Linked DNA regions of Homo sapiens: region 2 is linked to region 1. The links are chromatin loops, found by intact Hi-C in ENCODE. Cell type or tissue: PC-3. All regions are shown on one strand. Each heading gives the region's core, and the rest is flanking DNA. Links, peaks and the distances in the headings are about the cores only. Region 1 overlaps LOC105372518 (a long non-coding RNA gene). Region 2 has its middle 90 kb from the start of HAO1.

What was found. Peaks named below come from ENCODE experiments on the same cell type or tissue, not always from the same donor. Only the 100,000 strongest peaks of a DNase experiment are listed, where the experiment ranks them.
Region 2: a loop joins it to region 1, with 3 times the contacts of the local background. A loop is called at or near these places in 4 of 110 quality-filtered maps.

Annotation. Positions count from the first base shown.
Region 1 is chr20:7,707,290-7,722,722 of GRCh38, forward strand. The region is part of intron 2 of LOC105372518 (a long non-coding RNA gene); the gene reads left to right. Among named protein-coding and RNA genes, the nearest start is that of HAO1, 230 kb to the right of the region's middle. In PC-3, for the core only: a CTCF peak has its summit at 7,556 (motif pointing left); a DNase peak (open chromatin) is centred at 5,562; H3K27ac peaks cover 2,751 bases.
Region 2 is chr20:7,842,384-7,857,816 of GRCh38, forward strand. No RefSeq gene overlaps it. Among named protein-coding and RNA genes, the nearest start is that of HAO1, 90 kb to the right of the region's middle. RefSeq lists enhancers at 8,588-9,089, 9,090-9,590, 14,020-15,219 and a silencer at 14,446-14,646. In PC-3, for the core only: no CTCF peak of the experiment used is centred there; DNase peaks (open chromatin) are centred at 7,478, 8,868 and 11,308; H3K27ac peaks cover 6,071 bases.

The DNA of each region.
Region 1 (15,433 bases), core at 3,675-11,674:
GAAGTCTCTTGTCTTTGTTTGGGTTCCTCAGAAGCAGACCATGAGACAAAGGTTCCAGTTGGAGGTGATCCCAGGAAACACCAGAGAGATGTGATAGAGAAGGGAAGATCAAGAATGGGTGACCAAGCAAGTCACCACTGCGGGCACCTGAGCTTCCTCCAGCTGCCAGGGAATGGGGATCCGGTATAGGACACGTACCTCGGAAGTATCTCACCCAAGAGGCAAAGCAGGCCGTGTCTTTACTCATTGTTTCTCAGTACTCTTGGATTGAAGGGTACTGTGTAGGGGAGGGTGAAACATTAATTTCCCAGCACCTCACAACAGCATGCCTATAGTTGAGCAGACTATGCTCAGAGCTCACCACAGAAAACCCTCAGGCCCTGAGAAGCTGGGCCATTGAGCATCACAGGGGTGAGACGGAAGGGACCTGAGCAGGTCGCTCATGTCATCAGCTGCATCACGCCAGGTCCACTCTTTTGTTCTCCTTCCTGCTTTCAGAGCAGCATGAGTAACATCAGAAAGCAGCAGAATTTATATCTCCATTTTTATTGTATTCTTCACACCCTTCTACATTTATATAACGGTACTGCACTTTACTTGTGTCAGTACTAAAGTCTCAACTACACCTGTCTGCAGTAGGTAGGGTTTATCACTCCCATTTTACACACTGGAAAACTGGAAATTACTGAGGCAGGACAAACTGCTCAAGGCCATATATCTAAAGGACAAGCACTATGATTCAAATTCAAGGCATTAGTTCCCACAGTCATTTTTATTCCCACCATAGCATGGTGACACTAGTGACATATGACAAGAGAGTCTACAAATTCGATTAAATCTTAACCATACAATTGACTTAAGGATCCCTAGGAAAAAAAGGGGACCCCATTACTTAGTATTCCTAATTCTAAAATGTATCAGAATACATTTTGAATGATAAAACATAACAATAGAATAAAAATAAAAGGTATACCTTTCCTCCCTATTACATCAATATTTAATAGATTTTAAGTGACGAGTAAGCATATTAATTATGGAAAACAATGGAAGATAAGGAGAGGGGTCTAATATGGTTGAATTTAACACCATCTGAAAGTGGAGGACAAGTACATAAACCAACTCTCTTAGCATGAAGATAAATGTCACCAGGCAGGTCTTATTATATTTCTATTAGACCTAAGCTTCTAGTTCTTCTGCTTTATAGGTGAGAGTAAATGAGACTGAACTGGGAGAGAAGCATGGCTTTCTGAAATTCTGTCTATATATGAAAGGTTCACCAATTATCTCCAGATCAATTTCTGAAGCACATGTTTGGGAGGCCGAAAATAATTTCTCATGTGCAAGTATTGCAGGTCAAATGTCAGCTTCGGGGACAGAGGTTGTGTTTTATAGACGCATACTTTAATGTGATTCTCATACTCTGGTTTATGATTTGCCTTTTCAAAGTGAATATTTCCACTCTGTTGGCCAGAGCGCTGGTCTTACTGTTGATTATGTGTCAAGACTTGAACATCATCCCACATTGTCTGAAAACTGAGCTCTTCCATGGCTTTGCACTGTGCAGTGTGATGAGAATGTAAAGAATAACCTGGTCTGAGAATGCCCAGTATTAAAAAAGGAAGAAGAGAAACCTGTAAGTAAGAAAGCAGATTTTTCTGAGTGCCCATTTTCTGAAGGAATTTCTGCTGACTTTGCAGCCCAGCGCCCTAGTTCCCAATACGCCTAACTCCATTTCCTGCAATGCACCTTTTCTAGATAATTGTTGTCTCAGAAGGGTGGGAATGTATTTATTTTTCTCAATATGACAATATATTTCTTTCAAAGGAGATATTGCAATAATAAGGATTATTGCAGTTTCTTACAAGAGAAATGTTTGATGTTGGGGTAACATTTTTTATCATGCTTTGTTTGCATATACTCTAAATTGTGTAGCACAATCTATTTTCAGTATTCTCTCCACCTGGCAGTTAAAACTAATGTCAATGTGGTGGGAGGAAACTTGTACTCCTGATAAATTTCAAAAGCCTGTCCCCCTTCCTCAGGAACAGCCTATACCCATGTTAGAAATTCTAATTCCTTTTTAAATAGTTTTACTTTAATTTAAAGAAAGCTCAGGCATAGAATAAAATGCCCACTAATTATGGAATCTAAATTTCTCTATCAAACTCACATTGAGAATGTAAAATTGTATATTGGACCTATGAGACACGCAGATAGACAATTCCAGTATGGAATTTGCAGGCTACTTAATTTGAATTTATCAACAGTTTATTTATTTATCTTGTTAAATATAAAATAATTCCTTCTAGTGGTTCCTTTTCCTACTGTGCCTTTGACATATTTGAGAATATTAAGTGAAATGATATTTATTTATTTAGTTAATGATCTATTTATTTTATTTTGAGATGGAGTCTCGCTCTGTCGCCCAGACTGGAGTGCAATGGCACAATCTCAGCTCACTGCAACCTCTGCCTCCTGGGTTCAAGCAATTCTCCTGCCTCAGCCTCCAAAGTAGCTAGGATTACAGGCGCCCGCCACAATGCCAGGCTAATTTTTTGTATTTTTAGTAGAGATGGGGTTTCGCTATGTTGGCCAGGCTGTTCTCAAACTCCTGACCTTTGGTGATCCACCCTCCTCGGCTTCCCAAAGTGCTGTGATTACAGGCATGAGCCACCGCTCCCGGCCAGGATATTTATTTTAACTTGTCCCAGATCAGCAATACATTCTGACTCCATATTTGTTTTCTTCAAAGTTTGTAGTAGATATAATGTTTGAGGGTAGTTTCATTTGATTCTAACTAAATACACATCAGTTCCATTTAGTTAAGTGAAATTAGAGAACTGGCACTGGGGATAATGCCAAAAAAGTATTTAACAAATTATCCCCAGAGATGTTACTTGATCTCAGGTTCTTGTCCTACAAAAGACTAAAATGTTTTGTAAAGATATTATGTCCTAAATCCTTGCTATCACCTGCAATAGAGGAACTCCTCAGTGGTCCTAGGTGGTCTACTTTTTCCTTTTTATACTCTTGTCCATGCCATGTGTCACGAATGTACATATTACAGATAGAAATTCATAATGCTAAGAAAACAAAGATGACAGATGCTCTCATTTTGAAAATAAATAATAGTGCCTGCCATTTTTCAAATGTACTTTTACCTGTTTTGTGGGCAGATTGTTTTACAAAAAAAAACAAAAAACAAAAAAAACAATTACAGTTCTAGACATCCGTAGATATTTTGTGGTTTTGCCACTGGCCACAAACCACATTTAAAGAAAATTCTTGCGACTTTTACTGTCACTGATTTGGCGAGACTTTCAGCAAACAAATTGTTTCAGGACATTGACGTCAGTAAAGTATGGTGCGCTGGATGATGCGATATTTCTCTTATAAAGAGTACTCAACACATTGCTCACTCTTCAGTCAGAGTTGGTAAACATTTGTACTGTTCTTAGAGACAAAAGGACATACGAGCAAACTTTTAAAAATCGGAATTTTCAATATGATTATGGGCACTAACATTTTTCATTCATTGAAGATTTTAAGAAGAGGATATAAATTATTTTTAAATTGAAAGATATAAAACTCAAGCCTGTCTAAATGACTTCAAATTATTTAAAGTATTCACTGAAAGAAAATTAAGTTTGTAGAATTAAACTATTTTTCATTGAGCCAACTGTTATGTGATACTTAGAAATTTGTTTTCACATCTCTCATTTAATCCTGAAGTCCACCCTTCTGTAGATGTTATTACTTCTATTTTACAAATAAGGAAACTAAATGCCAGATAAAGATATTATATGTTAGAATAGTGGGTTTCCACAGTTACTTGCATATTAGAATCACCTGGAGAGCTTCAAAAATATTGATGCCTCCATCCTAGCCCCACAAATTATGGTTTATTTGGTCTAGAGTGTAACCAGGGCTTTGGAATTTTGAAGAGATTCCTAGCTGGCTCCACTGTAAAGATAAATTCAGAAAACCCTTGGTCACAAGCGAGAATCACGTACTCTTTTATGTGGAAGTTCTTAGAAGTTATTCATGTTCTACATTTCATTAAATGTAATCTAGGGTATTTATCAGAACAGTCTAAAATTTGAGAATACAGGACTACTATTCTCAATATCACACTTTCACAAGAGAGATTCTTTTCCTTCTGGCTTAGTGATCACCTACATGCCTACTACATAGTTTTGTCATTATATATGGTCACAATAATGTCTAAATTTGATGAGTACTTCCTCTGTGCCAGACTTGACTTTACAAGTGACTCTTCAAGTGTCCATAATGCTGTAAGGCAGTCTATTTACTCCTCTTGGATGTGGGGAACCTGAGACACAGACTGGTGCTGTAGCTTGCTAAAGGCCCCAGGGCTAGCAGAGTGGCAAAGACAAGATTCAGATCTAATCTGCCAGAATGTCTTGCCCATATTCCTGATCACCACACCGCCTAATACGACTTCCATATCTGTGGATGATAATGATAAAATATTTTCAGGTAGGAGTGACCTGCACAGCTAATAGTCAAGTGTTCTTGTAAAATCAATCACTGAGGCTATTTTGACTTTAATTTCTTTTCTAAGGCTCTGGCTTTCCTTCATTCTAGCTCAGAAACCATAACTGGGTGCCTGATCTTGCTTCTTTCTCCCTTTCTCAAAATATATTACTGTGTTCCCACTGACTGTTCATTCATTTAACAATGAAAGAAAAAAATAGAATCCAATTCCTGGAAGCTACTGTTACTTGGGATTTCTGTCGCACACAGCCAAAGTCTTCTTAAAATTATTCACAGAAGATGGAATTAAATATAGACAAGGCTCAGTCAATAAAAGGCGCAAAAATTTCATGAAGAACTTTGAGAAAGACACCCACATGTCCATAAGCAGAGCAGCTGAGTAGAAAGCAATAGATCCCCTGTGAATTTCCCTACAGCACACTGAACTTCAAGAGCTTTTCCACTGTATTTCATGGCCTATTGATCCTAAAACAGTGTTTTAAGAAACTATATAGAAAATATAGACATATTTTCTTCTTAGGAATTATGTTTGTGCATGTGTTAATGACCCAAATAGTATCTAACAGAACGGACTTCAAATCACATGTTGTACTACTACACAATATACTCTATAATCCTGTGTGTGCAGAAAATTCAATGATTGTGAAAAAATACAGCAGTTTAATATAAAAGTTCAACATTTAGTTCAAGGACCTAAGAATGTCAGATAGTAATAAAAATCAACCTACAATTAGATGAATGATGATTTATTTTGTATTACTTTGAATACCAAGATAATATTCTATTAATAAAAGCTTCCATGCAGAATAAAGTGAGAGCTATTGAGATACCATCAGACTTTTCTTCCACAGCACTATATAAAATGGGGCATTGGAGAAGTATTTTTAGAGTTTCAGGAGAAAAGTTTGTGACCCAAGATTTCTAACCTCAGCCAAATCAACATTCATTAGTGAGAGCAGAACAACCTTCTCAGACACAAAATGACTCAGGAAGTATGCTACCCACTTATCTGTCTTGAAAAGATTACTCAAGGAAGTGCTTCATTCAACCAAGAAATGAATCAAAACCAATAAATTAACTCAATTTGAGGGTATGTGTGGTTCAAAGGAAAAGGCAGTGAGTAATGAACTTAACACAGAGTTGGTGTCTGAGTAATTGTTATAAACATAGTTATGAAACTTGACAAACGTCAAAAACTAACTCATGGATGGAAAAGAACATATTGTTAAAAACAAATTAACAGCAATATCCAGTTTTATTTCAATAAAATAAGAATAGTAACAGGACTGAGGAAGAAAGAAGAAATGCCAGTATTTTAAATTTCTTATTCTGATATAGTAGAAGAATCATGTTTTATCAATAACGTTTATTGATTTATTTACCCATTTAGCAAATAGTTGTTCAGCATTTTCCTGTGCAAAGATCTGGTTCAAAGTTGGTGTGGCAGAGATTAACAAGCAGGACTGGCTCTCTATTCATACTGCATACAATTTAATTTACAAATTAGTTTGTTTTTAATGTGAAAAAGAAGAGGGTAAAGATAGTGTATGTAACTTAAAATCACTATAGCAAGTAAAGCGTTAAGAAAGTTTAAGCGATATTTCAAAAAATAGAAACAAAGATCAGATGGGAAACAAGAAAGCAATAAATGCAAAAGTCATGAAATGAAGTTCATGAGAAATTTCAGTCAACTTGTATAGATTTAACATTTGTTAAAAGAAAGTGATTTTTAGATTACATTAAACTATTTTTAGATGTAAACAGGAGACACTAATAAAATGTGATGACAATATTTTCAGCAAAATAGATGAATGGGCAAACTATGACAGGAAAATGTAGACAAAAAACAAAGGCAGTGAATAAATACAAGAAAAAGTAGAATTCTAGGCAAAATTATTAAATTTAAAAAAGAGAAACATTTTATATTGATAAGGGTTTAGTTCACAGTGAAGCAGTAATAAACTGTTAGGCATCAGATAACATTCGAAATATATGTAAAACACAAATAATTACACTTAAGCAAATTAAAATTATACCTATATATAATTAAAATGATTTGACATTGCTATTTCTTCATCAATGCTAGATGTAACAGACAAAAATTATATTTAAAACATCATATAAATTTAATGATTTAAAAAATGAGCTGATTAAGCAGCTACATACACACGTGATACACATATTAATGGAACATATATAAAAACCAATTCTACTGTAGTTAAAAAAATTCTAATTATATTCTAAAGTGTAGAACTTAGCCACATACTTTGATCATACCGAAATAAAACTAGAACTTAAAAAGAGAAGAATGACAGTTAAGACTCAAACTACTTAGAATGTTAACAAATAAATCTCCTAAGTAAATATTTGGCCAAATAAAAAAATCAAAGCTAAAGATTTAGAGAATTTAGAAAATAACAATAATGATAATTGTTAAGGAATATATGTAAAAATTTATGAAAGGTTCTGTAAACCTATACTCAATGGAAAATAATATTTTAATAATAATATTAATATAAATAAGCATTTGAGTCAAAGAGCTAGAAAAATAAAAATTTGATATATTGAAATGTAGTACATTTATAATCTTTAAAAATAATTATATCTTTTTAAATATTATGACTTTATCATTTGTATATCATCAGCCAAAGAACTGCCCATTTCAATAGTGGCTTTTATAACATTAAAGACAAAAATACGTGGTTCTTAGGTCAGTTTCAGGGAAATAGTTTTTCTTTTCCTCAAATTTGTTGGTTTATGATTTTTAAACTAAATTTGTCTTTAAATTGTATGTGCAATTTACAGCTTACTTTAGTTTGCACCCCATTATCCTCAGGTTAATCATCTATTTTGCACTGTGTTTAATTTTTAAACCAATCCCAAATGGACTTAGTGGCATGACAGTGCTCTGCTAGTAAATGTTTAACAGCCAGGACACTGTGTGTTGGGGGTGAGGAGGTGTGTGTGGTGGCTCAGGGGCACTGCAGATTTAAAGCATTTGCTACTTTCTGTGATGTAGAGTCTCACCACGTCCAATTTCATGCTACCACCTTGAGGATACTGAATGTAAAACTGGGAAAAGATGCACAGAATTAGCTCTTGCTATCTAGTGCAAACACACCAATGCACATATACTGAATGTATGAGTACCTAATGATGGGTGGATGGATAGATGGGTGGAGGGAGGCAGGGAGGGAGGGAGGCAGGTAGGGATGGAAGTAGGGAGGAGATAAAATTATTCCTTGAAAAGGATACCAAATTAGCCAATATATTCTGTTGATTAGTTTTTTTTAAACAAAAAAAATTTAAGCTTGGTCTTTCAATGCCATTTCTGAGCTAATATATTTTGTTGAAAATCTTTAAACGACTATGAGGGACCATTAAAATATCAGTATCAGGAATAAACAGAATAGGAATTCTGTTATAATCAGATACAGCTTTGAAATAGATTTGAAAGTTTCTCTTAAAAGTACTGGTCAGTACTCTGCTCCTTGGTTCAGCAACCACAATTCACTGCACTCCAACAGTTCTTAACTAACACTTGTGTACTTGTGTAACCTTAACTACTAGATAGTTATCGTTGATAAACTGCCCAAAGTTCTAAAACATTAAGTTCTATAATTGAAGGAACACTACAACTTTCAGCAACTCCCTTAAGTTAGACAAGGAAAGTAGTGATTCTACTCTTGATACAATTTTTTTAAGGACTAGCCTATGACAGCCCATTTATGCCTAGTGTTCCATTATTGGAACGCTAAGCAGGTGGGAGTTATTTATATCCTACTGCGCAAGGTCATAGCCAAGGTCTGATTGTAAAAATTCAAAAACTTGAAACCTCAGACATACATGGGTTAAATTCTTAGTTAAGTGGTGCATAATTTACATTTTGTCCCCACTATATCGACTAGAAATCTGAAGGCCTGAGAGAGCTCTTACCTAGTGAATGGCTGGGTTCCTTGACTCAGATGTATGAGATACTAAGCCCAGCACACAAACTTTATAAATGTTTTTGAACTGATCTTTTTGCTAATTAGTCTAGGTTCTAGATTCATTAAATTGAGTTTGTATATATACACACATATATATAAAAAATATATATATAAATCTTACCACAACTCAACCATTACAGGCCTCACTATTTCATTTGTCAAGTCCTAGTCCCAGTTTGAAATTTTAAAACAGTAAAATATAATGAAATTCACATACAACTAAAATCTTTAAGTTCAACACAGTAACAAAAGTGTTCTTTGACTATAATATTATTCTTGGTGAGAAGTACAACTAATCATTTGGTATAATTCCTATTGCTTGTAATTGCTCCTCTTAGATTTTTTTTCCTCCAGATTTCATCTTACCCCCTCAAGATGCTACCATCAAATGTGAAAAGAAGACAATTTGTGATCCAAAAAGCAAACCCCCAAAGCAGTAACATTACATCTTAAATCTTTCCAATTACACCTCCAGCTACTAAGCGGTTAATATTTTGCCTTCTCTACAGACCACTGTCAAATCTTCATGCAGATGACTTGGAGCAGTTGTGCTGGATTTGCAAAGTATATTTGCAAAGACATGGAGGAGACGATAAAAACAGTTGCTTTGTTATGAAAATATACACATACATATAGTATGATGGGTGCTGCAATAGACGTGGGAGTACACGTACCTCTTCGAGAGCCTGATTTCATTTCCTTTGGCTGTATACCCAGAAGTGAGATTGCTGGGCCATACTGTAGTTCTATTTTTAACTTTCTGAGGCACTCTCCTACTGTTTTCCACAACTGCTCCATCTTTTTACATCCGTACCATATGTGACCATATGGATGAACCTGGAGGACATTATGCTAAGCGAAATAAGCCAGTCACAGAATAACAAATGCTGCATTATTCCACTTATAGGAGGTATCTAAAATAGTCAAACTCATAGAAACAGAAAGTGAAATGGTGGTTGCCTGGGGCTGGGGGAAGGGGAAATAGGAAGTTGCTGTTCAATGGATATATAGTTTCAGTCATGCAAGATGAATAGGTTCTAGAGATCTGCTGTACAGCATTGTGTCCATACTTAATACTGTATTGTGCACTTAGAGTTTGTCAAGAGGCTAGATCTCATGCTAAGTGTTTACCACAATAAAAAATGTTTAATTAGAAAATGCTAAATAAAATACTAGCAAATTTTAAAAATAAAGAACCAGGATATTGTCTATTTAAAGAGTTTCCAACATTATAGAGTAAATAGATGATTATTTTAGAATCACTTTATGCATGTTCCACTTAAACATGCCAAAGGAACTTTCTGCTAATGAACATGTTAATAACTGGAATATCATGTTCAAATCTGCAAAGGAGGGATGCAACACCTATTTAAAGGAAAATTCTTACATATTTCTATGTAGGCATTGAAAATTTCTAAAAGAGCAGCTCTCAGAAATCACAAAATTTATAAAAGAATAAAGGAATAATTCAGTGATTTATGGAAGCCATGCTGCAAATAATTAAAGACAAAACCTAGGCATTACCATTCAGGACATAGGCATGGGCAAGGACTACATGTCTAAAACACCAAAAGCAATGGCAACAAAAGCCAAAACTGACAAATGGGATCTAATTAAACTAAAGAGTTTCTGCACAGCAAAAGAAACTACCATCAGAGTGAACAGGCAACCTACAAAATGGGAGAAAATTTTCGCAACCTAATCATCTGACAAAGGGCTAATATCCAGAATCTACAATGAACTCAAACAAATTTACAAGAAAAAAACAAACAACCCCATCAAAAAGTGGGCAAAGGATATGAACAGACACTTCTCAAAAGAAGACTTTTATGCAGCCAAAAGACACATGAAAAAATGCTCATCATCACTGGCCATCAGAGAAATGCAAATCAAAACCACAATGAGATACCATCTCACACCAGTTAGAATGGCAATCATTAAAAAGTCAGGAAACAACAGGTGCTGGAGAGGATGTGGAGAAATAGGAACACTTTTACACTGTTGGTGGGACTGTAAACTACTTCAACCATTGTGGAAGTCAGTGTGGCGATTCCTCAGGGATCTAGAACTAGAAATAACATTTGACCCAGCCATCCCATTACTGGGTATATACCCAAAGGACTATAAATCATGCTGCTATAAAGACACATGCACACGTATGTTTATTGTGGCACTATTCACAATAGCAAAGACTTGGAACCAACCCAAATGTCCAACAATGACAGACTGGATTAAGAAAATGTGGCACATATACACCATGGAATACTATGCATAAAAAATGATGAGTTCACGTCCTTTGTAGGGACGTGGATGAAACTGGAAATCATCATTCTCAGTAAACTGTCACAAGGACAAAAAACCAAACACCGCATGTTTTCACTCATAGATGGGAATTGAACAATGAGAACACATGGACACAGGAAGGGGAACATCACACTCTGGGGACTGTTGTGGGGTGGGGGGAGGGGGGAGGGATAGCATTAGGAGATATACCTAATGCTAAATGACGAGTTAATGAGTGCAGCACACCAGCATGGCACATGTATACATATGTAACTAACCTGCACATTGTGCACATGTACCCTAAAACTTAAAGTATAATTATAATTAAAAAAAAGAAATGGCATCAACATGAAGCTGCCCATTCCACTGAAGTTCTGAAATCTTTCATCATGTAAATAATTTCCATATTTCTCTTTTATAATAAACTAATGATAACTAATGACAAAAAAGAAAGATTTAAGTTGAAAATAGAAAAAAGTAGGACGTGTCTAAATATCAGTACAAGAATTAATAAAAAGTGGAGTTTTCTTGTCTCTTCTATCAACTTAATATCCCAAGCATCAACGTAGATTGATGACTCTCTCTAACATTAAAAAAAGAGGAAATAATAACATAATTAAAAAGAAAAACAGAAAAAAATAGTGAAATGCAATCACTTCCACCACTGTGACTTTGGTCCCGGTCTTCCTCATTTCCAGTCTCGATTATAGCAATAGCATCTTAACTGGTTTCTCTGCTTCCAAGCTTATACATTACCTTCTGTTCTGCACGTGGTAGTTAGAATAATCCCTAGACAACCAAAATCAGATGAAGTTATTCCTGTGGTTGAAACATCACATTCTGGATTAAATGCTTTCTGTAGTCTAAAATGTCCTAGGCATATAGGACATTTTATCTTTTAGACTTCATCTCCAACGACTTTCTCTTTTTCTTTTCACTTGCTCCCTTCTTCCCAATAAGAATGTAAACTACGTGCTAGGTGGGACTTTATGGGTTTGGTTCACTCTGATGCCCCCAGAACCTAGTACCTTTACTAAAGTAGGTCTTCACACATTTGCTGAGTGAATGAAGTAATAAAACCAAGTGATATGTTCACGCAACGGAAAACTATACAGCAGTTCACATCAATAAACTAAATAAATATTATCAGCCTGGAAAATATGTCAAACCACAATGCTGAGAAAAGTTGAAGAATATTATGTTGAAATTGAAGACATTTAAATCAAAGTGGCCTAGTTTGGAGAATCTGTATTACTTCCTCCACCAAAACATTCAAAGTTTACACACACACACACACACACACACCAATTATTTATAATTTTAAGATGAGAAAGCTGAGTCCCAGGAAGTGTGATCACTTGCCTTAAGTCACAGAGCCATGCGTGAGTAATGACATGGGGCAAGGACTGAAAATGACCAGTTTACTTGCCTCCTTCATTCTTCCAATGACCTTAATAGTGCTAAGAATTTTATGCCAAATAGCACTCAGATATGAGCTTCCTGAGAGCTCCTCAGTGAAAGCAGGACCACCACTATTCTCTCTTTTCTTCTTTCTCACCATTACCATAGGTGAAGTAAGTGTGAATATTACTCCAAAAATGTGAATGCAAAAAGCAAATCATTTCTTTCTTTTTCTTGTCTCTTACAGTGTACACCATGCCGCCTACATGGCGCAAAATTTACTCAGGACTTATCAATGCCCACCCTCCCCTCACACCACTGATCTGTGAGGGCTCAGAGATTGTATATAAAGAAAAATATTCATGCAGGCCCTTCAGTCATCCTTGGGTCACCCTGATCATTATGGAATGGCTTAATGTCCAGGTTTGCATCTTTCTTGCAGCCCCTAATTAAGGACCATGCTTGAGCAACATGCAAGCTCTGTGCTCTGGGGAGCCTTGAAATGCTTTAAATCCACCACATGGACAGTGATTCTTCTACCACTTTCCATGGGTTCCCACCACTCATAACATCCCCCAAATTTTGTGGGAGTTGTCTTGGGAATACCTTCTTACCTCACCTGGTGGTCTCGCCTGCCACGTATATCATGTTGTCAGTTGTCTTGGGCTAATGGAAAAAGAAGGTGGGCAGGGATGGGGAGGATCAGTGGGAAGATGAGTGGAAGGCAGATCCCGAGTGCAGTGGTGTATGAAGCCTACCCATAAATAAAAGCCAAGCTACAATTGTGATGTAAGCAAGGAAGGAGCAGTTCATGATGCCGTGAGGGACTTTGCAAGAATTTCTTGAGAAATTCCCAGTCAGCAGAGGCCTAAGGTATAAGTAAGGGTTAAGAAAGGGCAGCAGGATGAAGAGCATCCTGGGGGAAAAAAAAGCTGCTGCAATGAAACAAAGTGGGAGGGAACATGGTGCACGTGCCACACAGTAAGTGCTCGGTAAATGCGCGTTACTGTAATAATAACTTATTATTATCACTATTTAGGGTATATATCCAAATAAGATATTTTTCTCTGTTCAGAACAGAGATGTTTGGAAAATTAAGCATAAATACAATTGAAAACGTGAGAAACATCCAATACAGGAAGTAAAAAGAGAGACAATCAAAGCCATGGATGTGAGCCTGACGGGTTTCACCCAGCCCTAACTAAGAGAGGCAAAGGACAGCACTCATGAACAGCCAGATCAGAGGGGGGAAAAAAGACTTTTCCTGGGAAGGCTGGGTTTGTAAAGGAACATTAGGGAAAGAGAGAGAACAACATGATAAGCTGCATTCTCACACATTTAAGATACAATTCCTTTCCCCACCCCAACTCTCCAGGTTTCCTGAATTAATTGGAAGGAAACTGTTATATTTCCTTAATTCCTGAAGTGGGAGTTAAATCTAAATCTAACAAATGACATTTTCTTTTTCTTTTCTTTTCTTTCTTTTTTTTTTTTTTTTTGGGATGGAGTTCCACTCTTGTTGCCCAGGCTGGACAGGCTGGAATACAATGGCGTGATCTTGGCTCTCTGCAACCTCCGACTCCCAGGTTCAAGTGATTCTCCTGCCTCAGCCTCCCAACTAGCTGGAATTACAGGCACATGCCACCACACCCAGCTAATTTCTTTTATTTTTAGTAGAGACAGGGTTTCACTATGTTGGCCAGGCTGGTCTCAAACTCCTGACCTCGTGATCTGCCCACCTCAGCCTCCCAAAGTGTTGGGATTACAGGTGTGAGCCACCGCACCCAGCCAATGTTTCCTTATTTCTATTTTTATACTAGTAGAAGTTTCAACTGACCAGTCTCCACTGAATGATACACTAAGCCAAGATATTTTAATTTTCTCTAATAAATGTTTTCACTTCTTTTCTTTTCTCTTTTCTCTTATCTCCCAAGCACAGCCATCCCACCATAGGAAAATAGAAAGAAAACTTAAAATTTACCAATGGATAGGGCATCAGTCCACTCAAACAGAAAACAGTAAGTGCTGCAATGTGTAGCAAGATCTGCTTATTATATCTTTAGTTTCCTTCAAGAAGACATATGGTTGAATTCGGGAACCCATTTCTTCTTCCCCCTGAAACTTACAAAAGAGTGGTACACAACTTCCTCTTTCCTTCTCTCTTCTCCCCCCATTCCCTATCCACACAAGCTCCTACCCATCCCCATAGCCTCAGGCTCCTGAAGTGATGAGATCACAGGCTTGGGCCACCATGCTGGCTGAAGATACTCTTTTAGGGGTAGATGGAGACCCTGTCACTGACGATTTGACTCCTGTTTTCTGGCCAGTTCTTCTGAAGCCTGTGCTTAATATAACCACAGAATGTACCTTTTGAAACTTCTCCAGCAACTGAAGTAGGTGACAATCTAAACATAAAAGTACTTAGAAATTCCAGTTATCATTTTGAAACAGTGTTCCTTTTGTTTCAAGATTCACATTGGATTAGATTAGTTTGGCCCTGAGAATACATATTGCTTGCCAGTGATCTCCAGACATCCTTAACACTGCCCCAAAATAAAACTAGACCCCCAGCCCCAGGAAAAGATCAACATTGATAAAGGACACAGCATGGTGTGTGTTTGCTCAGGATTTGTGTCTTCTTAATTAAATATTTTTCAGCCCCTGTCTCAGAAAATGGAAAGCACAATTGAAGTAACACAAGGCACATAGTGTTTTAAGATTGTCTATGAAATGGAAACTAAAGGCCACAATATTATACTGTAGCTATTACTAAGTAACTTTCAAGGCTATTCTTTGAGAACACAAACAATAGACCAAAAAGTCATAAAATGTGTTAATTTTATTAAACAAAAAATGATTGTGTAACATTTCCTAAAAGTGATATTATCATTATATAACCCTCACTGATAATAATAGATGGGTGGATCTTTTTTTTTTACTTATTTTATTTTATTATTATTATACTTTAAGTTTTAGGGTACATGTGCACAACGTGCAGGTTTGTTACATATGTATACATGTGCCATGTTGGTGTGCTGCACCCATTAACTTGTCATTTAGCATTAGGTATATCTCCTAATGCTATCCCTCCCCACTCCCCCACCCCACAACAGTCCCCGGTGTGTGATGTTCCCCTTCCTGTGTGCATGTGTTCTCATTGTTCAATTCCCATCATTTTAATATGCTTTAAATAAAAGGGTGGTCAGCCCTGATTTCACATGGGATGTATTCACTATGAGGCT
Region 2 (15,433 bases), core at 4,713-12,712, 140 kb after region 1:
CTTGTCTATGTACACTCTCAACCTAGCTCCCACCCCAGCTCTACAGGTCTTTATTCTCCATCCAGTTTCTGAATGATTTTCCCCTCTAGCAAACTCCATCCTTCCCTCTACTTCTCCTAAACCACAGCCACTCTAACAGCTAAGTTCATACTCTGAAAGCTTGCCCTGTAGGGACTTAGAGCAGAATACTACCAAGTATGACATCTTGGCATGCTGAGTACTTTGAAATGGAGGAGATAGGAAAGGCCTCTGCAACAAGGTATCTCCAACCTTTTCCCTCTTTCTTCTGTCTTCTAAGACATGTCATAGAAACCAGATTCCTCTCCCAAAGGTGGGTCATAGAAATTAGAACTCCTCTACCCCAAAGCAAACCATAAAACTTAGAAAGGCCACATTCTGACTTACCTCCCTTGAAAGTAGGCCATAAGACCCTCATTCCAGAGGGTCCTGCCCCATATCCAGGGGGAAATAATGCTACACAGAGAGATCAGGAAGAATCTGAACAAACAGGTCTTGCTAGGGTCTCCTCTTTCCCCCAGTTTATTACCATTAGATCATACCTTTTTTGTCAAATCATGTTTCTCCACAACTATCCACTTCTTTCATTAGACTTAGCATAAAAACACACAGCTTTCCCTGGGTCTTCAGGTCTTCATTTCTGAAGGCTCCCATGTCATGTAAAACTTTGTTAAATAAATGTGTGATGTGTTTCTCTTGCTAACCTGTCTTTTGTTATAGGAGTGTTAGTCATGGCCTTTGTGATGGATGAGGGAAAGGTATATTTTTTTATCCTTTCGGCCCCCATTCATGGGCAAAGTAATAAGCTACAATCTGAAGGAATTAAGGAAAGGCCTCTCTCCTGCCCAGTTCCAGAAGTCCTGCTTTACTGCATGATGAAGAGTACAGATGTGATCAGAAAGGAAGGAAACACTGAGACATTATCACTCATTGATACTCCAGCTCCCATCAGTTGTCAAATTAACTTCAACAAAGATCAAGGGCACAAGCAAAGAAGGAATCAGATTTGGGGGAAGCAGAAAAACTAGGAGAGAAAAGTCTGGCATATGAAGCTTGTCATACCTAATGATACTACAATGTGGGTGACCTTGGAAGCTGTAGTTCAGGAAAAGGGAGGGTGGGGGTCTGAACACCTGGATGGAGAGAATCTGCCAAAAGAGCTAAGGGGTGTTGAAAAGTCATGGCAGAATGTTGGCAGCAATCCTTACCTCCTTCATAGTTTTTCCTTCCACCAACCTGATTACTTAAGTTTAGGACTGAGACTTGGCAGGATTTTTGCATGCAGACCCCAATAGAAAAAGTCTGTCTCACCCAAGACAATTCCAGCACTCTGTATGCTCCTTTCCCAACTCCTTCTGACTCCCTTGCAACATCCCACCATCATGTGCCTTCCCCTGGCCCTGATCCCAGCCTACTCAGACCTCACTTCTGACATGGGGCAAGACTTCAAGCCCAGGGCCTCTGGCCTTTTTTCTACCTGATGATTCTCTGCTTCTTCCTGTCTGCACCATTGCCTGATACCTTCTGATTGCTCAGACCAGAGCTCTACTGTCAATCAAGTGCTTGACCCCCAGAAGGCAGTCTTTGGCTTTCCAATTTAGGGAAAGTAAAAACAAAACAGAACAAAAAATATCCCTAAAATATTTGAAACAGGTTATGTTTGGAAAGTTAAAGCTGGTGAATGCTGAATGTGTAAAATAACGTCTCCCACTATTCTAGAGAGAACTTTGCAAAGCAGCTATAGTTCCTATATTAGAAATATATGCAGTTTTGTTATGAATTGAGCTCTTTCTTTTTACAGACACTGGCTCTTTGTTTATTTCAGATGTGAGCAGCTACACAGCTGCTCCCCCGTTCAATATTTGCAGCATATTAGTTATGAGAGATAACACTGAATTATTAATACAAATAATGTGTTAATACTGACCCACCTGTATGTGGAAAGGGCCTTGGAAAATAGTTTCTACGCTTATTTTAAAATGATATTCAAACGAAATTTTCATAGGGGAGAAGAGGACACACATTCATAAGCACCAGGCTCAAGAAAGTCCATCTCTTTTTTTCAAATTTGTTTAGATGAGATGTGCTCTTCACTCTTTCCCCACAAGTCCATTCTGAACATTTGAATGCCAATCTCCTTGAAGATAGATTGATCTTAGAGGAATTCAAACAAACTAAGATTTTGTGGCTTGGTGTTTGGGCATTGCAGACCTTATCTGACAGTCTGGGTTTAGAAATATAAGGAACAGAAGCAATCAATCAGAAAGCAAGAAACTTAATAACAAACTGGTAGGAAACAGAAGTGACTGCAGGAAAACTTCATTCATTCAAAGAGTTGAAGAAAGACTAAAATGATGAAATGTGACTTACAGAAGAAAGAGTTAGGTGAGAATCTAAATCTAAATTCTTAAAATAATTCTGTCTCTAATGAGATATGTCACCTGAAGCAGAACTAAATGTTTTCTAAAGTCTCATAATATGATATAATATCCCATGGATGATGTACTATTCTATGTTCCTTTCTGATTTCAGCCTCAGAGAGGTGATGCAGTCAAAGGGACATCGTTTATACAAAAATAAGACTCCTCAAAATAAATTCTTTATTTGCATTTTTTGAAATTCTTGAAGAGAACAGACAATCTCCAATAATACTTTAAAATTCCTCTTTACTTTTATCCACAGAAGACATAGAAGAGTTTTCCAAGATACTTTCTTCAAAATAGCAAAAGAATATTTCCCTCTAACCCTCCTACCTTCCAGAAATTGACTCCTACTTACTTCTGGCCCTTCACTGCTTCACCACTTTATTATGACAATTGGTTGGCTGCTTTTTTTGCTAATCCTTTCCCCTCTCCTCTCACATCTCAGATCCCATCCTTCTATGGTCATGCTCTGGTTCTCCATCACAACTGCCAGAAGGACTGGACTGACCCTCCTCAGATGACAGAACTGAAGGGAGCCAAAGTCCTATTTGTCCTACAGTGGATGTGAGAGACTGAACATGCATAGAGGAATGCTTTCCATTGTCATACCAGATCTCTATCGATTCCAATAGGGATGGCACCATGTACGAGAGGCTGAAGAAAAGACCAGGTCAGAAAATGAGACATAGAGTTTATTAAGGGGACTTACATACGGAGACAGTCCAGTGGCAGAGGATGGACAAGAGAACTGCAACCATTTGTAAAAAGCATGCAGGTCGTATAGCATTTTCACTTAGCAAATTCCACCTGGCAACCTCCATTTAAGCCAAACAAAGGCCCTCTATCCCCTGTATGGCCTGCATTCCAAGGATGGATTGGGGATTCAGATGTCCTTCATAGATAAGGAGTGGATCTCCAGGTTGGCCATTGCTGGATTCATTAGTCCAGGACTCTGAACACACTTTCTTCTTAGATCATAGGGTCCTTCTCCTAAGAAGGACTCCTAAGAATATGCTTAAGTTATTGCTCTCAGGTGCATCTGTCATTCACATGTCCATTTTGATAATGACTCATGCATGATCTTAAATAGAAATGATATTTTAAAATATATAGTGTATTCCAAAGGATTTTCCAAATAGAAGCCCTAAACTTTGATGAGTTATTGTGAAGTATTCTATCTTGAAGTAGGCCATATGGCATTCAATGAAAATTAATGCATTAGAGCAACATGCATTTGTGTGGATGATTCTCATGCATATCTTCCTCTCCTCCAATACTCTGTTGTTTGAATACCTAGGTCTCCCCAGACTTTCAGCTATCTCTCCTCTACCCAGGTTGCCCACCAAGCCCTGCCTTGGTTCTCTCCTCATGAGTCTGGAAAGTTTCTCAAGGCAGTAAGCTGTGGCAATTATAGGACTTACCACATTTATTTGCTATCGCTCAAGAATCATTGTTCTGTGGCACTTGGTGACCAACGTCTTAAAAACTTTTTTACCCATGTATTTTGTCTGATTGTTTGTTTGTTTGTTTGTTTTTGAGATGGAGTCTCACTCTGTTTCCCAGGCTGGAGTGCAGTGGCGTGATCTCAGCTCACTGCAACCTCCACCTCTCAGGTTCAAGCGATTCTTCTGCCTCAGCCTCCCGAATAGCTGGGATTACAAGAGTGCACCACCACGCCCGGAAAATTTTTTGTGTTTTTAGTAGAGATGGTGGGGCAAGGGTCTCACCAGATTGGCCAGCCTGGTCTCCAACTCCTGACTTCAGGTGATCAGCCTGCCTCAGACTCCCAAAGTGCTGGGATTATAGGTGTGAGCCACCGCAACTGGCAGTCTGATTGTTTTGATTATTTCAGTTAAACAGGTAAATAAAGTTCTTAATCCATCTTGACCAGAAGGAAAATTCCCACCAGCTGTGGATTTAACAGAAACTCAGGCTATATTTGAACTAAATTGCTAAAGATCCACAGCTTCAGATACATAACAGCCCTTCTTCCACCAACCCTTCTTCCACCAAAACCAGATCTCAAAGAAAATCCCATAACCTTCACTATGTTTTGTGCTTTCATCACAGTGTACAGCCTCGCTCAGGGAGAGCGACCTCTTCTTGGGTGTGTTAGTTTCTGAGGGCTGCTGTCACAAATTTCCAGAAACAACAAAATTTCATTCTTTCACAGTTCTGAAGGCTAGAAGTCCAAAAGCATGGTGTCAATTTATAATTATCTGGAGGCAATTCCAATGTCTTCATTTTATTCTAACACACAGCACCCAGCATTGTACTTTGCTCCTCAAATAAGCTCTATAGTGTTTATATAATGTTTAATTTAATTGTAACAGCTAAAAGGCTTTTCTATGAAGGTGATTTCAGCCTCCAGTTTTCAATTTAGGAATTCCTAAAAAATAGCACCAGGTGTACAATTCTAACATGTCTGTAAGGAACACCTGACTAGGGAACAAACTATTTTTCCCACCTGTGTGGAAGTTACTGGAATGCTAAGCTGGAGAAATTTCACTACCTTGTAAGCCACAGAGAAAGAAAAAGTGGTCTGTAGAAACTATTAGTTAAAGCTAAGACAGAGTCAATCATAAAATGCATTCCTGACTTCAGAGATAATTGAAAAGTGAAAGATAGCAGATTCAGATTCAAACACATACAGTGTAGATACGTGCTTTGTTTCTGAGCAAATGGAGATGGCTATCTTGCAAGTGCCCTTTCACCCTGTCCAGAAAGTTTCCCCAACTTTCTACACTATGAGATTTGACCATCTTCTAACCTCCTCACCCCCAGACATCCAGCTATACTACATCTCACAGGTCCAACCTAGCTTGGCCAGTCTTATTTAAAATTTAAAACAGAAATACCGAGGCTGGGATTCTTTGTAGCGAAGTCACATTAATGGCAATTGTCTGACACATGGTGCTGGGGTGTCTCATAACTTTCCTTTAGACTACTCTTTCCAAAGGCTAAGGGGTTTAATCCTCCCTTGATTCCGCAAAATACCCCGACATCATTCCAGTAAATTCTTTTTTGTGGCTTAAGTCAGCCAGAGTTTATTTTTTGTGGCCTGAAACCCAGAGAACCTTAACTAACACAATGCCCTAAGAACATTTTCGGAAAGATATGCAAGAAATTAATCTTAATTATCTTTGAGAAATGAACTAGGTGTCCTAATGGTGTAGAAGGCAACTTCTGCTGTTACTTCATAACAACGTGTATGATTGGATGTTGTGTTGTTATGGTCTGGAGCAAAGGGTTGTCGTTGGAGCAAAGGGTTTCCAGTTTGGAGTTTAGTCTGATTTGGGGTGTTCATTTTTACACCGTGAGCATGTATTACTTGCATACATTTTTCAGCTAGGTTTAGTGTGTGTGTGTGTGTGTGTGTGTGTGTGTGTGTGTGTGTGCTTACTGTCATATTTGAAAAGGAATAACACGATGATAGCTTTCTGATTTTTCACAGCTCATGTTTGTCCCTATCCTGGTCCAGCCCCCTTATTTCACAGACACACAAACTGACCCTAGAGTAGATAGGACACAGCCAACTATTTTACAGCTACCGTGAGATCATTGCTTTAGACCAGCCTAGAATTGATCTTGTTGATAATGTTCTTGTCTTAAAAAATAATGATCTTATTTTTAAATGCAGTAGATACTAAATGATCAAACATCTTCCTGTGAAGTTGCCTTATGTGTTCTCCTTCTACATCATACTCCAAATTTACTCAGCTTGAAACTTTTGCTGGTTAATAATCTCCTACTTTGAAAAGAAGGTCAAGCTTAGATGGATTTGTTATTGATCACACTTGAATGTGAATTGTCTTAACTGGGTTAAATGTAGGCAGACACTTGGATAAAATCCCTCTCAGTGAATGAGTTGGGTGTTCTGATGGAACTGTGATAAATTTAGGCTATTGGACGTCACTTAGGAATACCGTTGTAGTTCTCTCCTTCATCTTTCCCCGCCACTACCACCTAAAAAGAAAAAAATTAATATGGTCAGAAAAATTATATCCCCTGGAAGGAAATTAGCACAAGTCAAGACAAATAGACTAAATTAGCCATTTGTGGAAATAGTCCATTCTGGGAGTTGACCTGCAAATGCCTTGTCGTTAGAGCAAAGGGTTTCCAGTTCAAAGAGGGCTCAGGAAAATTGGATGGCATGTTATAATTATAAAGCAGTAAACTCTGCAGTTGTATTTTACCTTGCTTAGGATGATGTCATGGTGCTTTAGCAACTGACTTTAAAATAAGAGAGTGTAAGAATGTATTATTGTTCATCCAGGACTGTCTTGAGAATCAGAGAACCACCCAGGATCACTCTGATTCTACATGAGGGATCTCAGTAATTTAAACAGGCAACAGGTGCTTCCTAGGCCACTAAACTTAGTGGAAATGGGGTCACAAAGAGAGAGAAAGGAGGGAGGGAGAAATGAGTGAAAGGATGGAAAAAGGAAGTGACAAATGAAAGGAGGGCAGAGCGGGGAAGAGTAACGGCAAAGAAATGAGGCAAAAAGGAAGGAAAAGCCCCTTCTCCAGAAACAAACGTAATTCTGCCCCTCAAAGTGTTAGACTGTTGGGGCAGAGTAATGATCCTCTCTTCTGGTATATTGTAATAATGTTTTTAACCAGTTTTCCTGATACAAATTTACATTATTTTGTAGTGTGAATCTAAATATGGAAGTTGTCAGCTCACTCCTGCTTAAAATTCACTAGTCCTCCACCTCCTTTAGGGCAATGTGGTTTTTCGGTTAAGTTTGCCTTTCCTATCTCAGAACTTCACCTCTCAGCCATGACCCTTCATAGTGCCCTGGAGTTTTGTTGATCTGTGCAGAATGCCTTGCTTTTTTATACCCTTGAGGCTTTTGGTATTCTATTCTCTCTAGGTAGAATGAAAAGTCTGCCTTTCAACCCCCTAACCATCACCCCTTTTGCCTTGCTGTCTCAACCAGTGAGACGCTCTTCAAACAATATTTCTTCTGTAGAGCCACGCATGCCTCTTCATAAGAGAATGATTCATTAAGATTCTATTGGCATATATCAAATAAACTGTGGTTGTCTCAGTGAATCCCTCTCTCTTTGTAAATATTGAGCTCCTAAGGAACAAGCACCTTCTCATGTTTACCAGCATGTATATATACCAGTCTCCCATGTATACTCATAAGTTTATCCTCAAAAGTACTTGAATTAATGAAGAAGGCAATAGAAACTATTTTCTAGAAAATGCACTCAAGTCTTGAAAGTGACATAAAAATTTCTTGGCGATTTTTAAATTATTTAGGGGTGACTGTTAAGTTGTAGAAAATGAATAGCAATGTGAATGATTCCTGCCCATAGCAATGCAAATGAATTACACAAATCCCTGCAAGTCAGATTTTCATTTGAACCAGTCAAGATCTTACTGGTCCCCATGGCCGGGCACGGTGGCTTAAGCCTATAATCCCAGCACCCTGGGAGGCTGAGGCGGGCAGATCACCTGAGGTCAGGAGTTCAAGACCAGCCTGGCCATAGTGAAACCCCCATCTCTACTAAAAATACAAAAAATTAGCCTGGCGTCGTGGTGCACCCCTGTAATCCCAGCTACTTGGGAGGATGAGGCAGGAGAATTCTTAACCTGGGAGGCAGAGGTTACAGTGAGCCAAGATCGTGCCATTGTACTCCAGCCTGGGCAACAAGAGCAAAACTCCTTCTCAAAAAAAAAAAAAAAAAAAAAAGATCTTACTGGTCCCCTCATTTATCTCATTTATTAATGAGTCAAATAAAATCTTTGACATGCATTCATTTCACATTTGGATGAGAGTCATGATTTTACTATTTTTGAAAATTATGCTTTAACACTGTAATAGAACATTTTTATTGAATATGTCTGTGCATAAACTACCAAATAGCATAGGTTGACTGTGTGTTAATAGAATATAGAGAATGTTTTCTATTAAACTTAACACAATAGCTGTAAGGCAATGTGGAAGTGAAATTAATGTATCTGTTAAAATCATAATACTAAATTAGAACACGAACAGAATAATGTAATAGGGCCCTTTAAAGCAAATGGTTGCCACGTTTACATACACACACTCACACATGCACACCCTACATATATATCTACAAATAAATATGTGCATATGTATATGTTAAAATGTAACTGATACATTGTAGTCAGTATGTTTTCCATAAAGTAATTATAAGTTTATAGGTTTCTCCATCACAAGTATGTATCACACTCTATTAAACATGTGGTCATGAGGGCACAGTGTTAACTCTATTGCTTAACTCTTTTAATCACTCTTACTCATCCTTGCCTGTTATTTGCTTTTCCATCATTTTCCTTAACTAAAGCCTATGTATCATCCCCCTGCCAGACATCCCCCTTCCACTTATTTGAGTGGAAATAGGAACTTTCCCAATGAAGGCAGCTGAACAGACGGCATTAAGCAAAAACGTTTCAAATCTAATGGCCCATTAGTCACACTCAACCGATGATCCATTGAAATGACTGACCAGGTAACTAGGTCAGCTAACTCAAGGGAAGCATTTACGATACAGCTCTCACTTTTCCAAACCCACGGACCACAGCTTCAGCCTCCATTCACAAAGACAGGATATGGACCCAGGAGCCATGTGGCTCATTACCTGTGTGGTGGGAGTTGCTCATAGACACAAGCATGCTTCAGAGGACTGGGAATACAACTTTCTCTAAGACTGAAGTTTAGATTATCTCTAACTCTAAGAGAAGGGCACTGCAAGGTCACCAGTCTAGCACTTTGGTGTTTTTTTTTTTAAAGCACTACATCATTTCTTAAGATACATATTACATATGATTAAAACTTTATCCTATTTTTCTCCCTCTCTTAGCTGGCATTCCTTGGGAGTGGAAAAAAAAATCAAAGGCATTCCCACACAAAGGTCCACATTGAAGTGTGTTTAAGTGTCTGATTAAAACTAACAAAAGACAGGAAATAGGGAGTTAGAATTTAACTCAGTCCTGAACTCACCCTCTTGTGCCTAGGTACCAAGGGGTCAGGAAAGAACCTCTAGGTTCAGAATTAGCTGCTTCTGTTTCCTTTCACTGCTGAGATATTATACTTCAAAAAAATATTAAATTGACAAGAAGCCCCCAAGTGCCTATAACCCCCACAGGGTGGTAATCTGTGCATATCTCTAGTTTTAAAAGGCATGATTCAACCTTACACCTCTTCAAAAGTACAAAAACATCTGTTACCTTTGGTAAATCCCCTTTCCTGTGTATCTGTTTTCTGGATGTACTGAGTTATTTCCCTTTCAAAAATATAAATGAATCAGAAAAAGAAAAGAGGCCAGAAGCAGGAAAAAAACAATGATTTCTTAGCAGATAGCAAGCAACAACTTATTTATTTCTGGTTTTCTCTGCTGAGGAAAGCACTAAATTCATATTCAAACTTAATTTTCTAATCTAGGATGACTTCCAGTACACCAGGTATGATTCTGACTCTTCCTGGTCATTTTTCAAATTCGTCCTATGGTAATAATTGCAACTGCCTCCAGCTTATTCGCAGGTGGAAAGTGCACCTCCTCTGCAAAGGTAGACTGCCTTTGGGACCTAGACCATCTTTGTCTAGAGTTCTCTCACAGCAGTGCTGGCATAGACACTACTCAGGTTTGCGTGTAAGTCTGCTGATTGGAACTGGGAATGCATTTGGTACTTTGCATGATGGTAAACCATAGTTAGCCTTCCGTGATCCACAGTATTGCTGAGGAAATTGGTGAGGGTTATTAAGACTCCAGGTACCACGAGTAGCAAAGGACATCCTTGGGGAGAAATACTCAGGGTTCTAACAACTCAGAGTCCGTGACACTCTTGTCCTTGGATGCCCTTCATCTCATGCCCCATGACTTGAGACAGATAGATGTTCTAGCAGATTCTCTCCAGATATGGAAAACTGCAGATGACTGGAAGTTCCTGCAAGTAAAAATCTCCCAGATGAATTTGCAGAGCAAGCCCGCACCTCCCACACAAAAGGACAAGAGAACTGATCCTCTTTTCTCATCACGTCTGTCAGTTTATATTCTTCAACCCCCACAAAGAAGTGAGCAAATCATCATTCTTCCTTTGACCAAGAAAAACAATGCCTTTCTTTACATCTACTAGTAGAAGCAACATTATGAAATAAAAATGAAAAACATCCAAGCAGTCACAATGTTTAAATAAGAATTGTTGGTGCACTGTCTCCATCAGTTGAGTAAAAGTTTAAAATTGTTTCCTGCTTGCCGGTTCACACCTCTCACCCTCTTCTTTCCACATGCAAACACGCATTTTTCATTTTCACTTAAATCTTATAAGAGGGAAACTCAGGCATTGAGAAGACTGTTCGGTGTAAGTGCCTCGAATAAATAACTCAGTACTTTCAGAGAATAATAAAGCCTATAAAAAAAGAAATAGTTAAAAGTGTCATGTAATTTTGCATCCCAGCTGGTTAAGTTTTGAGAGTGACAGGGGTGAGAACAAATGCTAAACCTGACTGGGCACCAGGACAAGAGCCTCCATCTGGGACTCTCCCAGACAAACCTGAAGTTGGGAGGTCTGTCTCCAGGTAAAGTGATAAAAATTTCTGGAGTGACTTTCAGAAATTTGTACTTAGAGAGGCAGTGGGAGACAGAGGATTGAACCCAATCATGCCTGGCTGAAGTGAGCTTTGGAAAGAGCCACACAAAATTCAAATGCAGGCTGGATTTGTGGGGCCAGAGGAAATAGGTAGATATTTAGTTTATTACACTAGATATTTGAGAGGTAATAGAGGTTTATACTGGCTGGTACCAATAGGATGAATGTGAGGGATTATTGATGTGAAATGAATAGATCTCAAAACCTCATGTCTATAAACAGGGTGAATCAGAGGTGATTTTTCTGAGTAACTGAGTGATGTCTTTAGCAGTACTTTGGGAAAAACTAAGGCCAAAAGGTTGAGTAATATACATGATTTTGCCAACTAATAATGTGACCTCTAGATCTACTTTTTAGTAAAAAGATGCCTCTATTTCAGTGTGATAAGGGCCATGAAGGGGACATGAACAAGAAACTCTGAGGTCCTAAGAACTGATTCTACTTTTGCCAGGTGTGGTAACACCCTGGACTACAATCTAAAGATGGACCCTGCTCGCTCAATCTCTAGTTTAATTACCTTTGGTGAGTAATTGCCCTTTTCTGAGCCTCAGTTATAGATTTGAAGCTCTCATATAGGTATGTTCCTTCATTGCTCTGTACTTTGGAATATGCAGCTCTCTCTAGCAGAATGCCCTTTTCCATCTTGTCTACCCGAGAAGCCCTTTGTCATACCGAAAGTTACCACCTCTGTGAGACTTTCTCTGAAAAATCATCCTCTGGAAACGTAGCCTACCAATCATCTGTCTGTTGATTTCTTGCGGCAGATACAACTTCCTCCTTCCCAGACACCTTCCAGGCATATAGCATGGCTTAGCCCAATGACACATAATCAGAAATCTTTTGAAATGGGGATTCAAGAAGACCTTTTACTTCTCTGGTTAAAAGGAACAGCCATCACATTCTTTTCCCATTTTTCCTTGTTTCTTCAAACCACCTTGAACACCATTATAATTTTGGAGATAAATCAGCCATCTGGCAACCATGTTGCTACCAATGACAGAATGAAATCCAGCAAACTAAGTTGTGGAAGATATGATCAGTAGACTCATTTATGTCATGTTGAAGCACTGAACCAGCCCTGTACCTAATTTTATTCTTCCTATTATAAAGACAAATAAGTCCCTGCTTTCCAACCCCTGTGAGCAAGTCTTTTCTTAAAACTAAAAGCATACATAATTGACACACTATCAGTTAGCTATTGCTGAGTAACAACCCCCAAATCTGCAGGTCACCTAGGTAGCCCTTCTGATCTGGTCCATGTTTCTGTTGAGCTGTCCAAACATCTGGAGGCCACATTGCCAGTCTGGCTAGACTAGGAAGGCTTCAACTGGGACAGCTGATCTCTACTCCATGTTCTCTGTCATCTCCCACCTGGCTAGCCCAGGCTTTCGCACATGGGAGCAGAAGAGTTTAAAGAGAATGTGGAGCATGCAAGCCTCCACCATCACATCTACCATGTTATTGGCCAAAACAAGTAACTAGGCCAGCCAGATGCAAGGGGAGCCATGGAGTATTGAAGGCATGACTGCTTGCACTCAATCTGTCAAACAATTGTAAAGTGTGAGAGTTTGAGAACAAGGATTGTGAGATATTTGTAACTCCTATATAGTAAGCCTTCCCTCACCTTATTTTTAGCCAAATGTTTGCTCTGCTTAATTTACAGGGCTATTGTTAGAACCCTTTATTTCTGAGTTCACAGTAGATCAAGTAGGAGGCCTTTAGAGATGCAAGGAATCAGATTACCACATACTCAATTACTGCTGGTATAATTAGATTTTTGAATGCATACTTGCAGAGCAAAGTTTTCATCCATCTCCAGGGACTTTGGAAGAAGACAAAAAGGAAACCAATACATAGAAGAGCTTTAGCTCCTGGCTGAATTTGAAAGTGGAGTTAACACAGAGTGATTCTTATCCTTGCCATCCAGTTATGATTACTTGTTACCAGTGGATAGCATGTTGTACTTCAATCACCTACTTGAGGTAATACTTATTTTTTTCCTGGGAGCAAACTCTCCCACCTGGTCTACATAGGATCTTTCACGACCACTTTCAGCAAACCATCCTCATTGTTCCCCAGAATAAAGGATAAAGAAGCTTAGAAAACTTGTGAGATCATGTCTTCTAAAGGAAAATTTTTGACCTTGAACAAGTTGGAAGTAGAGAACAGTGCGTCCACCAACTGGGAAATAATCAATGAACATCCTACCCCTAATATATGATGCATCAGAGACTGGCTAAATTCTCACCAGTTTCTTGGCACACAGCCAAAGTACATTCCCCTGACATTCTGCATCTGGGTGGGGACATATGACTGTTTTTTGCCAATGGAATGTGAATGGAAGACATACCTTTTGGTATAATGCAGGGGTCTGCAAACTATAGCCTACAGGGCAAATGTGGCCAATCACCTGTCTTTGTAAATAAAGTTTCATTGGAACATAGCCACCCTACTCATTTACATATTGTCTAAGGCTCCTTTCACACTATATCAGCAGAACTGTGTAGTTTTTAACAGAGATTGGGTGGCTCTCAGAGCCTGAGATATGTACTATTCTTTACGGAAAAAATTAGCTGACTCTTGGTTTAAGGCATGTTAAAGTGAGGTCCTGTTTCATTTGCTCCTCATCTGCTATCTGGAAGATGTCAGGCCAGTTTTTGAAGCACGACTGGATCTTGCAGAGCCCCATTATGAAAATAATTTTATCTCTGAATGGATGCACAAAGCAGAGGCTCCTGTCCAAACAACAGACCCATCCCCATTTTCTTGGAATTCACATTGGAACATGATACAAGCAAAAAAATAAAACTTTATTGTGTTGAGGTACTGAGACCTGGGGACTGTGTGTCATAGCAGCAAACACTACTTTCCTTGACTAATATAAATGAACAGAGTACAATGCTCTACACAAATATGATATTTAAAAATTGAGTAATTGCAGCACGGAAAAACAAAGGCATTGGTCTAAGACCTATAGCAAAGCTTGGAAGAGACAAGAGTGGTTATCATTTCCCCCAGCATTGTGATGAATTGGCAGAGAATTACTGCAGACCAATTCTAGCACCAACCTTAAGGTCCTTCCCATGTGATATGACTCAAGGAAAATTGAAGATTCCAGCCGAAAAGAATATCTGCTTGCTGGCTTGTCACTGATACCTGCCTAATTGTTTTTTATTATTAAAGGCTGCCTTGTTGTTGAAATGTGAACACCCCAGAAAATCATTAGCTACTCAGTATTAGAAAGGATCTCATTATACTCTTTTTAAAGGAGAACCAGATAAATAAGCCAGAAATGTATTTTTATTCTCTCAAGACAGTTAAAGTCCTAGACACCTGGAAGAGAGGGCTATAAAAAGAGATAGGAACTTCTTGCAAAAATAGATGGCTGTCTAACTTTGCCCCCTTCATTGGTATAAGGCATGACTCAGGAACCTGGCAATCGTCTTGAACTCAGAGGCCAAGATGTTTTCCTAACTACAGTGCCCTATATTCCTTACCTGCTTTGTCACTTCCTCTTCAACATGAGTCACTTCCTCTGAGAACTCTTCAGATCCATTTCAGATGATTTCTTCTTTCGTCTTTCACAACCCCTGCAATTAATAAATGCCTTAGGAAAGCACTTATTATACTACATGGCAAGTGTAATTTTACACATCTGTCTCTCCTACCAGACTTCAGTGCAGGGCCATTTCCTGGCATAATTTCTGGAATATAGAATATATCCAATAAATATTTGTTGAGTTAAAGGTAAACTGTTCTCTAGACAAACGGGCCCCCAGATCTGGTTAAGATTTAAAATTTCTTGAGGAATACATAAATATGGACTCCCAGACCTACTGAGTCAGAATCTATAATTTAGACCATGAAACTGTTACTTTTCACAAAGTGATGGTGGAGCATTGAGTTTTACTCTCCAAGAATCTAATCAAGCATTAGTCTTTTTCTTTGGTGGTTGGTACTTGCAAAGCCTCACACATACCATGAAAACAAGGTGGAGAATACATTCATTTATGTATTTAGTCATAGTTATTGAGTGTTCCTTTTGTGTCAAGCACTCCTCTGGGCTTTGGAAGTAGAGTAATGAATAAAATAGACAAGAATCCCTGCCCACATGAAATTTATATTCCAGAAAGTTAAGCAAGACAAATTAAGTGCAGATTATGTTTGTAATAAGTGCTGAAGAAAAAATTAAGCTAGGAAAGGATCAGAAAATGTGAGAGAGGGTCCAATTTTAAGTTAAGCAGCCAGGGAAGGCCACAGTAAGAAGGTGACATTGATTCAAGATCTGAAGGATATGAGAGTGAGAATCATATTTGGGGGAGGAGCATTCAAAGATAAAGAACAAGTAAATAGATCCTAAGAG